Regions from separate parts of the Homo sapiens genome. Here region 1 is linked to region 2. A link is an interaction called in ENCODE POLR2A ChIA-PET data of the cell type or tissue named here. Cell type or tissue: A673. All regions are shown on one strand.

What was found. ChIA-PET counts read pairs that join two places held together with the same protein. Peaks named below come from ENCODE experiments on the same cell type or tissue, not always from the same donor. Only the 100,000 strongest peaks of a DNase experiment are listed, where the experiment ranks them.
Region 1: POLR2A ChIA-PET joins it to region 2 with 6 read pairs; 7 of 35 experiments call an interaction of 5 or more read pairs at or near these places.

What each region holds. Positions count from the first base shown.
Region 1 is chr4:109,807,519-109,810,018 of GRCh38, forward strand. No RefSeq gene overlaps it. Among named protein-coding and RNA genes, the nearest start is that of GAR1-DT, 6.6 kb to the right of the region's middle. In A673, no CTCF peak of the experiment used is centred here; no DNase peak of the experiment used is centred here.
Region 2 is chr4:109,682,153-109,684,652 of GRCh38, forward strand. It overlaps MCUB (mitochondrial calcium uniporter dominant negative subunit beta), which reads left to right. Exons shown (of 8, transcript NM_017918.5): 5 at 430-590; 6 at 2,291-2,494. It also overlaps a transcript of CASP6 not described here. Among named protein-coding and RNA genes, the nearest start is that of CASP6, 20 kb to the right of the region's middle. In A673, no CTCF peak of the experiment used is centred here; a DNase peak (open chromatin) is centred at 949; H3K27ac peaks cover 536 bases.

The DNA.
Region 1 (2,500 bases), 130 kb after region 2:
TTCAAAGAAATGGAAACCCTGTAGTCTTAACTTTGAATTGGAAATACCGCTATGACCCTCAGTTTTTTTTCTTTCTAAAAATAATTACCTTCTAGTTGTCCACTGTGTCCACTGATAGGGCCTAGAAGTCCTAACAATCCAGAAGCAATGAGCACTCCTTAGTGGCAGATTGTCTTCTCTACTTACCATTTTCCATTTAAAAAACTAAGGCTCTTTGGAGAAAGGGCGATTCCACATCTGGGGCATAAAATGTGAAAGAAATATTTTGTACCAGAAAGCAAGGAAGCCATTGGAGGCTAGTTGGTGGTATTAAAATACTTGAAGGGGCTCTCAAAGATGAAATATTTTAAGCATTATAAGGAACAATGATAGCAAAAAATTGAAATAAAAAAGGAAATTTCTTTATTTCAGTTAATAATTGCAAAATAAATGATAGAATTATCATATTACTATTTTGCACTACCTTATGAGCCAATGGATCTAGTGATGATCACCAACAGCTGCTAAAACCGTTAGATGAAAAGCTGGCAGGGAACTCTAAGAGATTGATGAGGCTGATAACACTGATCCTACTGACTGATCTCATCTCCAAAGAGGGACAACCAGACTTTATGTGCCTCTTCCTGGGATGGTAGGAAGTATTCTTGCAGGTCGAAAAAAAAAAGAACCTGAACACAATCAAGTCTCTAGATCTCACTATCAATTAACTATCAGTTTATGGGAAATACAGAGGATAGAAAAACAATTTATACCACCACAAGGATAAGAAATATTATGTGTCTCTTCATGGGACGGTAGGAAGTATTCTTGAAGGAGGAAAAAAAGAAAAGAAAAGAAAAGAAAAGAAAAGAACCTGAAAACAATCAAGTCTCTAGATCTCACTATCAATTAACTACCAGTTTATGGGAAATACAGAGGATAGAAAAACAATTTATACCACCACAAGGATGTAATCAGTGAGAAAGTAGAAAATTCTACATGACAAAAAGACTCAGTATTTTCAACAAATAAATGCCATGGCGGGGCAGGGCGGGAAAAAAAACAGGGAGAGGAAATTGACACAGAATAAAAGAAAATTAAGAGACATATCAATAAAATACAATGTATGGCCCTTGTTTGGATCTTCATTTGATTGATCCAATTATTAAATTACATTTTGAAATAACTTGGAAAAATTCCACATGGACATTCGCTAATACTAAGAAAATTTTTGTTAGGTGTGGTAATGGTACTGTGCTTATGTTTTTTAAAAAAGTCCTCTGCTGGAGATTTATGAACAGAATGTTTACTATAAAACACTCTAGCAATAATAATTTTAATAATAACAGTGAGGAAATAGGAGGAATAACATTTGCAAAAGGCTGAAGGTGTTGTACAGAGAAGTTCATTATATTGCTCTTTCAACTCTTGTTTACGTTTGAAATTTTCATAATAAAAACCAAATAAAAGAGAAAGTCATGAGTTCACATTAATATTTACAATTAATGGCACCTTGGCTAAGTACTTCTTTTTTTTTTTTTTTGAGATGGAGTCTCACTCTGTCACTAGGCCAGAGTGCAGTAGCATCATTTTGGTTCACTGTAACCTCCGCCTCCCAGGTCCAAGCTATTCTCCTGCCTCAGCCTCCCGAGTAGCTGGGACTACAGATGTGTGCCACCATGGCCAGCTAATTTTTGTATTTTTAGTAGAGACGAGGTTTCACCATGTTGGCGAGGATGGTCTTGATCTCTTGACCTCGTGATCCACCCACCTTGGCCTCCCAAAGTGCTGGGATTATAGGTGTGAGCCACAGTGCCCAGCCTTTTTTTTTTTTAGGTGGAGTCTTGCTGTGTTGCTGGAGTGCAGTGGCACGATCTTGGCTCACTGCAACCTCAGCCTCCCGGGTTCAAGTGATTCTCCTGCCTTGGCCTCCCGAGTAGCTGGGATTACAGGCCCACGCCACCAAGCCCGGCTAATTTTGGTATTTTTAGTAGAGAAAGGGTTTCACCATGTTGGTCAGGCTAGTCTCCAACTCCTTACCTAAGGTGATCTGCCCCCCATCAGTCTCCCAAAGTGCTGGGATTACAGGCGTGAGCCACCATGCCTAGCTTCAGCTAAGTACTTTTAAAATTTTGTTCTAATATAAAAAATTTCAGCCCTATTCCTAGCTACCAGCCCTCTTCTCTGTCATTAGCAATACAGTCTCCCAACTTACAATGGTTACACTGAATAATTTTTCTACTTTACAATGGTGTGAAAGCAATAAGCATTCAGCAAAACCTGTATTTCAAATTTTAAACTTTGATCTTCTCCCTGGCTAGTGATATGCGTGCAATATTCTCTTATGATGCTGGACAGCAGCAGCAAATGAGACTCTCCAGTGTGCTGTGCTGCCAGATGGTTTTGCCCAACTGTAGGCTAATGTAAGTGTTCTAAGCACCTTCAAGGTAGGCTAGGCCATGCTATGATGTTCAGTATGTTACATATATGAAATGTATTTTCCACTCAGATATTTTCAACT
Region 2 (2,500 bases):
CTTAGTTGGCCTAGGAAATCCAGCTAGTTCTGTCTCTCACGAGGTCTTTGTAAAATTTGTGTCCTGCTTTTGGGCAAAAAGGGAGAGGCCAGAGAGCCTTTCTTGTAGCTGCTTATGCTCAATTGCCTTCAGCTGAAAATAATCCTTATGCCAAAGTCATTTTTTTGGTGACTTTTTTTTTTTTTACCTTGTATATGAACTGCTCTTCAGATCCACACTTTGTTGTTTACTGTGACTCTCTTTGTTGAAAAGTACACTTGAACTGCTTTTCAAATGTATATTACACCTTTGTTTACATGTTTGTACACCAGCTTCCTTACCCTGTGGATCCTAAGATAATATTTGGAAAGAGAATTGGGGACCGAAAGATTTACACACCCTGCGGGAACAATGTGGTGACTGGCTTGTTTCCCTTGTGTCTTTTCTCAGAAAAACCAAGTAATGAGCACACTGCTGAGATGGAACACATGAAATCTTTGGTTCACAGACTATTTACAATCTTGCATTTAGAAGAGTCTCAGAAAAAGAGAGAGCACCATTTACTGGAGAAAATTGACCACCTGAAGGAACAGCTGCAGCCCCTTGAACAGGTTAGGAAGCATCACGGTTGAGTATATTTGAAAATAATACCTAGTGTTTATTGAGTGCTCCTCATGTGAGCATTTTTCTGAATGCTTTCCATATGCTAATTTTCTCCTTTACGCCTCACAAAAAACCTGTAAGTTCAGTGCTTTTATCTTCCTCATTTTTCAGATGAGGAAACTGAGCAACAGAGCTGTATCGCTAATACATGGTAGAGCCTGGACTTGAGCTCACGTGGCCTGTGTTCAGAGCTGCCATCTTAAACTCTATGCCATGCCTCCTCTCCAGAGATCAGTCATAATGTCTCTGTAAATAAGTATAATATGAGCAGGGCAGCACTAGCTGGAGTCCTACCTCCCTTTCCTTTTTAGAGAATAGGCCCAGAGCCCCTGCTGTGCCTAACAGAATTGCAGCTGGAAAGTTGGTAATGGCTAGCATCTAAAGTTAATCAATGGTGTGGAAAAAATAACTTTGATTTGGGGGGATAGTTGGGGAAATTGGTTTGTTTCAAGGGAAAGAATTGCATTCTTTAGACTTATAATCCCATTTGTGGTTTTTATTTAAATGGGAAGGTATATGTGTATCTTTGAATATGAATGGAAAGTTTCTGGAGATGTAAGGAAGTTTTAATAGTGATTACCTCTAAGGGTATTTGGAGGATGGCAGAGAGAGGGACTTGTTTGGTTTTTTTTATCGTTTACCATTTTAGTTTTTTCTTTACTTGTAATATATTTACTTGGATTAAAATTTTAAAATCTAAAGTTTTCCTCCCACCCTGTCCTCCACACAGTTACTATATTCTCCACACTTATGAATCATTTCAGATTTCCTTTATCTGTGTACAAACAAATACATTCTTATTTTATTCTCTTTCTCAGAAAAGGAAGCACACTATTATGCACTATTCTCATCTTTTTTCAGTGTATTATAGAAATCTCTCCTTATTGGCACAGAGCTTCATTACAGTTGTGTAATATCTTGATGGGCATATGGATTCTTTTAGGACTTCAGCTATTGAGAATGAATCTGTAATGGGTTTTGTGTATGCAGGTATATATTCAGAATGAATTCCTAGAAGTAGAATTGCTGAGTCAAATAGGCCTCTAATTTTAGTTGGGTTTCAGAGGATGACTTCTGAGTTTTCAATTGTATACTTTACTATTCATTTTTCCAAGGGCAGTTATTACCTTTATAGTTTTAAAGAGTTTTATTAGTGAGCTGATTTGAAATGAGCATTTACTCATTCATGTATGTTTCATAAATTGTTTTTCCATATGTCTGACCTCTTCAAAGTAATGCAGATGTGCATTTGTTCAAGAGTTCCTCTTTTCTTTTTTTTTTTTTTTGACGCAGAGTCTTGCACTGTCGCCCAGGCTGGAGTGCAGTGGAGTGATCTTGGCTCACTGCAAGCTCCACCTCCTGGGTTCACGCCATTCTTCTGCCTCAGCCTCCTGAGTATCTGGGACTACAGGCGCCTGCCACCATGCCCGGCTAATTTTTTGTATTTTTAGTAGAGACGGGGTTTCACCATGTTAACCAGGATGGTCTCGATCTCCTGACCTCGTGATCCGCCCACCTCGGCCTCCCAGAGTGCTGAGATTACAGGCGTGAGCCACCGCGCCCGGCAAGAGTTCCTTTTCATCTTGCTTTTTGTCCCTTTAGTTGGTGTATTTGTAAACAGAATTAACAGTTTTTCATTCCCCCTCAGGTGAAAGCTGGAATAGAAGCTCATTCGGAAGCCAAAACCAGTGGACTCCTGTGGGCTGGATTGGCACTGCTGTCCATTCAGGGTGGGGCACTGGCCTGGCTCACGTGGTGGGTGTACTCCTGGGATATCATGGAGCCAGTTACATACTTCATCACATTTGCAAATTCTATGGTCTTTTTTGCATACTTTATAGTCACTCGACAGGTGAGT